2 separate regions of the Homo sapiens genome follow, and region 2 is linked to region 1. Evidence: chromatin contacts called from ENCODE Hi-C or POLR2A ChIA-PET data. All regions are on one chromosome and are shown on one strand. The core of a region is the stretch at or near the end of the contact, and the rest is flanking DNA. Distances in the headings are between cores, read along the strand shown. Region 1 overlaps MARK3 (microtubule affinity regulating kinase 3). Region 2 overlaps MARK3 (microtubule affinity regulating kinase 3).

Region 1 (2,700 bases), core at 164-2,663:
TGGAGCCAGGAAGACTGTAAGGTGAGACAACAGTGGCAGCACAGGAAAGGCTGGCCATCTCCTAGAGGGCAGCAGAAGAGGTGGAGCCCGCCGAGCAGGAGAACGTGACAGGCAGGATGAGACAAGGAGGAAACAGCACGGGTGGGGGTGGGCCTGCATCTGAGGAGAGCTATGAAGAGCCATGGGATTTCAACAAAATGCAATGAAGATAGGGAAGAGTGTTTGTTTTGAGTAGAGGGGATCACAGCCAAAGGGGAGGTAGGAAAGTACAGGATGTGTCTGTGGCATAATAAAGTACACAGACTGAGTGGAACTGGAGGCACAGTGTCATCACCCCCACAACAGCTGGTGGCACTTAATGAGCACTTGTGGTGGTCAGGCCCCAACTTACTTGATGCCCACGTAGGTCCTATTATGTCACCTTCCTATTATGGGTGGGGAAACAAACCAGGATCTAGAGCCTGCTCCTGGCTGGGATGGGTAGGCCTGGAGAGGGAATGCTGCCTGGCACTCACCCTAGTGCTCTGCCTTGATGGGGCAGCAGAGCTGGGGCTGCTGGGGCAGCCTGGACCACGCCACTCAGGGCCTCGCAGGGACGTGGCCAGGTGAAATAGTGGAGGTCACTGAAGGTTTTAATTCAGAAAGGTCATATGACCAGAAGCGGGCTTTTAGAAAGACCAAAAGGACAAACGGTGAATGAGGACCTGAAATAGCCTGCTGGTGACTGGCATAAAAAAAGGGCACAAGTGGAAGAGACCTAGAACAAGGGACATAGAGTCCTAAGGCTACCTGGTGATTGCCTCCCCTCAAATCCATGCAATGATAACTATACAAAATGGAAAAGCAAGGCTGGGTGCGGGGGCTCATGTCTGTCATCCCAGCACTTTGGGAGGTTGAGGTGGGAGGTTCACTTGAGCCTAGGAGTTTGAGACCAGCCCGGCCAACATGGCGAGACCCCCATCTCTACAGAAAATACAAAAATTAGCCAGCATGGTGGCAGTGCCTGTGGTTCCAGATACTCAGGAGGCTGAGGTGGGAGGATCGCATAAGCCTGGGAACTCGAGTAAGCCCTGATCACGCCACTACACTCCAGACTGGGTGACAGAGCGACACCGTGTCTCAGAAAAAAAAAAAAGAAAAGCAAAACACTCAACTATATAATCACCATTCTTAGAAGAAAACATATCTAGTTTGAAATATGGACATTCTATTAAGTACTTTGCTTTTATTCCTTGTGAAGAGAACCATGTGAGGGGTCAGTGATGAACTGAGGGCTTATTTCTCTGAGCACTGCTACCCAACCCAGACCTCCAAAGGCTGTTAACGCCCAGGCAGGAAGGCTGAAGGCCTCGCCGTGCTTTGAACACAAACACAAATGTAGAGCGGAGGCCAAGCTGGATCTGGACGGTGCTCATGGCAGGCTGGCGCCCCCTTGTGGCCACCCTCTCTACGTAACTCCTACAGAGACAGCAGGAATACAGTAGGGAACATTCAGAAAATAGTCGCCTCTGCCACAGAAATGAAGTAAACACCTGAAAAAAATTTTAAGTAAAAATCATTTCCCTCACCTTGAGCCCTCATATCTCCCGTTCCTCTCATATTCAGTTGGAAGCCTCAATGAACAGAATGTAGAAGCAGAGAGAAGAGGGAAAGAGAAAAGAAATCTTACATGCCAGTACATGACCACCAATACCAACACCAACACCATAAAATGAACAAAGCCAAAACACGTTTTAAACACCAGCCGGGCTTATGAAAACTCTTCCTCTCATTTGACTGAGCCAGCGCTACCTTCTTCCACAAGGCTGCAGGGGTGTGCACAGGGGCCAGCTCCATGCTGCACACTGCATACATCACACACATTGCATGCCATACCGCTGCACGCTGCACACTGCACACACCGCACACCACGCACGCACAGCGGGCACTCCTGCTGGCTCTTCAGCCTGAGCACACTCGGCCTCAGAATGGGGTTATTCTCACTTTCTAATTGTGCCACACAGTATAATGGGTTTCCAATTAAAAGCCAATGAGGCTATCAGCTGGATTCTATATTCAGTTATTACCTGTTCTGTCCAAGGAAAAATCAGACAAGTGGGAAGATCAATTAAAAAATAATAATAGAATGGAACTGCCAACAGGAAGAAAGTGCTTTTCCCGCAGTTTTGACCTGCAGCTTGGCCTTCTGGTGACTTGAGAGGCACAGGTACAATGTAGCCCTTCAGGAAAGATTTCCTGCCTCATGTGTGCATTAAGAAAGCAATATTTTTGGTTTCTTGATTATCACCATCAAAAAATATGTTTTTCTTTTTTGAGGCAGGGTCTCACTCCCCTAGGCTGGAGCACAGTGGCATGATCATGGCTCACTGCAACCTTGACCTCCCAGGGCTCAGGTGATCCTCCTGCCTCAGCCTCCTGAGTAGCTGGGACCACAGATGCGTGCCACCATGCCCGGCTAATTTTTATATTATTTGTAGAGGCGGGGTTTTGCCATGTTGTCCAGGATGGTCTTGAACTCCTGGGCTCAAGTGATCCGCCCAAAGTGCTGGGATTACAGGCATAAGCCACCATGCCTGGCCTAAAAAATATTAATAAAATCAGAACACCACTTTCTGTAGTGCTTTAAGTAAAAATAATGAGATACTCTTTCTTCAGTGGTTGCTGGAAAGTGGCTTTCAACTCTGAAAATATTAAAACATT
Region 2 (2,700 bases), core at 22-2,521, 65 kb after region 1:
GCATTCCTAGGAAGAGTTCCAGAGAGGGAGAAAATATTCAGCAGTGGCAGTGGCAGTAGCAGCTGTCTATGAAACTTAGAATATTTGGGGAAGGGGTCATCTTTAAAATAGGTTACTTTGCCGGGCACGGTGGCCACACCTGTAATTCAGCACTTTGGGAGGCTGAAGCGGGTGGATCACTTGAGGTCAGGAGTTCGAGACCAGCCTGGCTAACACGGTGAAACCCTGTCTCTACTAAAAATACAAAAATTAGCTGGGTGTGGCAGCGGGTGCCTGTAATCCCAGCTACTTGGGAGGCTGAGGCAGGAGAATCACTTGAACTCGGGAGGCAGGGGTTGCAGTGAGCCGAGATGGCACCACTGCACTCCAGGCTGGCCAACAGAGGGAGACTCCGTCTCATAAATAAATAAAATAGGTTACTTTAGTTGGGTGTGGTGGTGCGCGCCTATAGTCCCAGCTACCTCAGGAGGCTGAGGTGGAAAGATACTTGAGCCCAGGAATTCCAGGCTGCAGTGAGCTCTGGTCTTGCTGCTACCTTCCATCCTGGGCAACAGGACAAGACCCCATCAATCAATCACTCAATCAATAAAAAATAAATAGGCCGGGCGTGGTGGCTCACGCCTGTAATCCCAGCACTTTGGGAGGCCAAGGCGGGCAGATCATGAGGTCAGGAGATTGAGACCATCCTGGCTAACACGGTGAAACCCCATCTCTACTAAAAATACAAAAAATTAGCCGGGCGTGGTGGCGGGTGCTTGTAGTCCCAGCTACTCGGGAGGCTGAGGCAGGAGAATGGCGTGAACCCAGGAGGCAGAGCTTGCAGTGAGCTGAGATCGCACCACTGCACTCCAGCCTGGGTGACAGAGCGAGACTCCGTCTCAAAAAAATAAATAAATAAATAAAAATAAGTAAAATTGGAAGAAGAGAGAAATTAAGAACTTTGGGGGAAGTGAAGACAGACTAGGAGCCATTCTCATCTGGGGTGTGTACTGAGATCACCACATTTCTAGACCCGCCAAGATAGGACCTCTAGGGAGGAAAGTACTGTGAAGGAAATATGCTTTTTTCAAACTCCACAAATGTTTCTAATGCACAAGAAGGGTTGAAAAGTACTGGCTTAAGAAAACTAAATCAACAGTGCCCAAAATAACCCAGTGGTGGCAGCAGTAAAAGTCATTACACGACAGACCACATGAAAAGCATGAACTGGTTCTCCTTGCTTTCAAATTATAAGTTTCCCTGCTACATCCCATGACCAAGATTCCCTAGGACGCCAAAAAAGGCCACTACTGCTACTGCTACAGAGCTCTAAGCACTAACAGTGGCTCCAAAGCAAATACTAGCTTTAAAAAGAAAACAGCCTCCCTCTTCCTGGGTAGGTGTCTGGTGCTTGAGGGGTATCGGAGTGGACCAGGCTTGAGGGGCACAATGAATAACCCTATACCTTCCAATTTGAAATTAGAAGCAAAAAACGCTGCTAAAATATTAATTCACAGAATTGACTTCCAGAAATGACCTGATAAGATTATTCCTGACTGAACTAGATTCTGAATTCTTCTAGTTTTCTTTAATATCTGGCTACAACTTGCCAATGAAGAATGAGCTGCTCAATTTCAGAAGCCCTATAAACCAAAGCTGACAGCTTGATGTAAATTTCGAGTCTCATGCCTGATGTGTAGGCCACACAGAGAATTCACCAGAATGCCAGATGCCACAACCAGAGACATTCAAACTGCGAACCAGGACGAGAAGTTGTGGACTGCATGCTATGGACAGCTTTTCCCAAGACTGTCATAATAACAAGACTTCATAACAATGCTTTTGCCCCTCTTAATTTTTCCTTACTAATGCCTACCTCTTTCAGTTTGGCAGGATCATGCTGTAGCTAAAATTTCACAGTCAGTAGCTTCTGTGGGTAACTTGCACTCCCTGCTTTATACTTAGCCCGGTCACGGAATGCTGGGATGCCTACTAAACATGGAGGAATCTGTGCAGTTCATGACACTTCTCGTTGCGATTTGGGTATGGTAGAGCGGACAACTTGGTTAAAATTGGCAGACTCCTTGTTTGGCTATACAATTTTAGTTGATTTGGTTCATAAAAACCCTGGCTTAGGAGCATACTCTAAATGCTTGGTGTGATCCTCATGATAGTCATAATGGTAGTCTCTCTGGTACGCTGTATCCTCCCAGAGTGTTAAGTGTCTCCATGTAGCCACCTATCAGATGTCAAATGGTTCTCTCTGGCTAGAACAACAAAAACTCAAAAGAAACACACGATAATGAGAACACCCTGTCAACGGCATGCTGAAACGGGAAACTCAAAATGATGGCAACTGAGAACAGCAGGGATATCCTAGGTTTTGGTTACACTCTTACCTAGGTGAAAGCCTGACCAAAAGGGAAGAATTGTTAAATAAAAATTATAGGAAGCCATTGTTTGGGACTAAACTCCTGCATTAGGCCCCAGGAAACCAGGTTAAAATTAAAAATGGAGTAATCCCTGCTAAGATTCCACATTCCCAAACCTAAATTAAGTTGTTATCTGACCTTCCTAGAAATCAGAAGAAAAGGAGATAACAGCTAATTTCCCAAACAGGACAGTTTATTATTTATTTATTTTTTGAGGCAGAGTCTCACCGTCACCCAGGCTGGAGTGCAGTGGTGTGATCTCGGCTCACTGCAACCTCCGCCTCCGAGG

What was found. Hi-C counts contacts between places; a loop is a spot of excess contacts on that map. ChIA-PET counts read pairs that join two places held with the same protein, here RNA polymerase II (POLR2A). Pooled maps may share reads with other maps.
Region 2: a loop to region 1 is called in a map of adrenal gland, with 1.9 times the contacts of the local background. The contact joins two enhancer-like sites. A Hi-C loop is called at or near these places in 1 of 168 maps with a recorded cell type or tissue (adrenal gland) and 4 of 50 pooled maps. POLR2A ChIA-PET finds 5 or more read pairs at or near these places in 6 of 52 experiments (A673, H1, Panc1 and 3 more).

Annotation. Positions count from the first base shown.
Region 1 is chr14:103,499,069-103,501,768 of GRCh38, reverse strand. MARK3 (microtubule affinity regulating kinase 3) reads right to left here. Exons shown (of 18, transcript NM_001128918.3): 17 at 1,569-1,613. Among named protein-coding and RNA genes, the nearest start is that of CKB, 22 kb to the left of the region's middle. Within about 2 kb of position 1,413, at least 9 of the 41 ENCODE cell types and tissues checked have a DNase peak (open chromatin) inside an H3K27ac peak, as active enhancers do.
Region 2 is chr14:103,433,607-103,436,306 of GRCh38, reverse strand. All of the region lies in intron 3 of MARK3 (microtubule affinity regulating kinase 3), which reads right to left. Among named protein-coding and RNA genes, the nearest start is that of MARK3, 50 kb to the right of the region's middle. Within about 2 kb of position 1,271, at least 3 of the 41 ENCODE cell types and tissues checked have a DNase peak (open chromatin) inside an H3K27ac peak, as active enhancers do.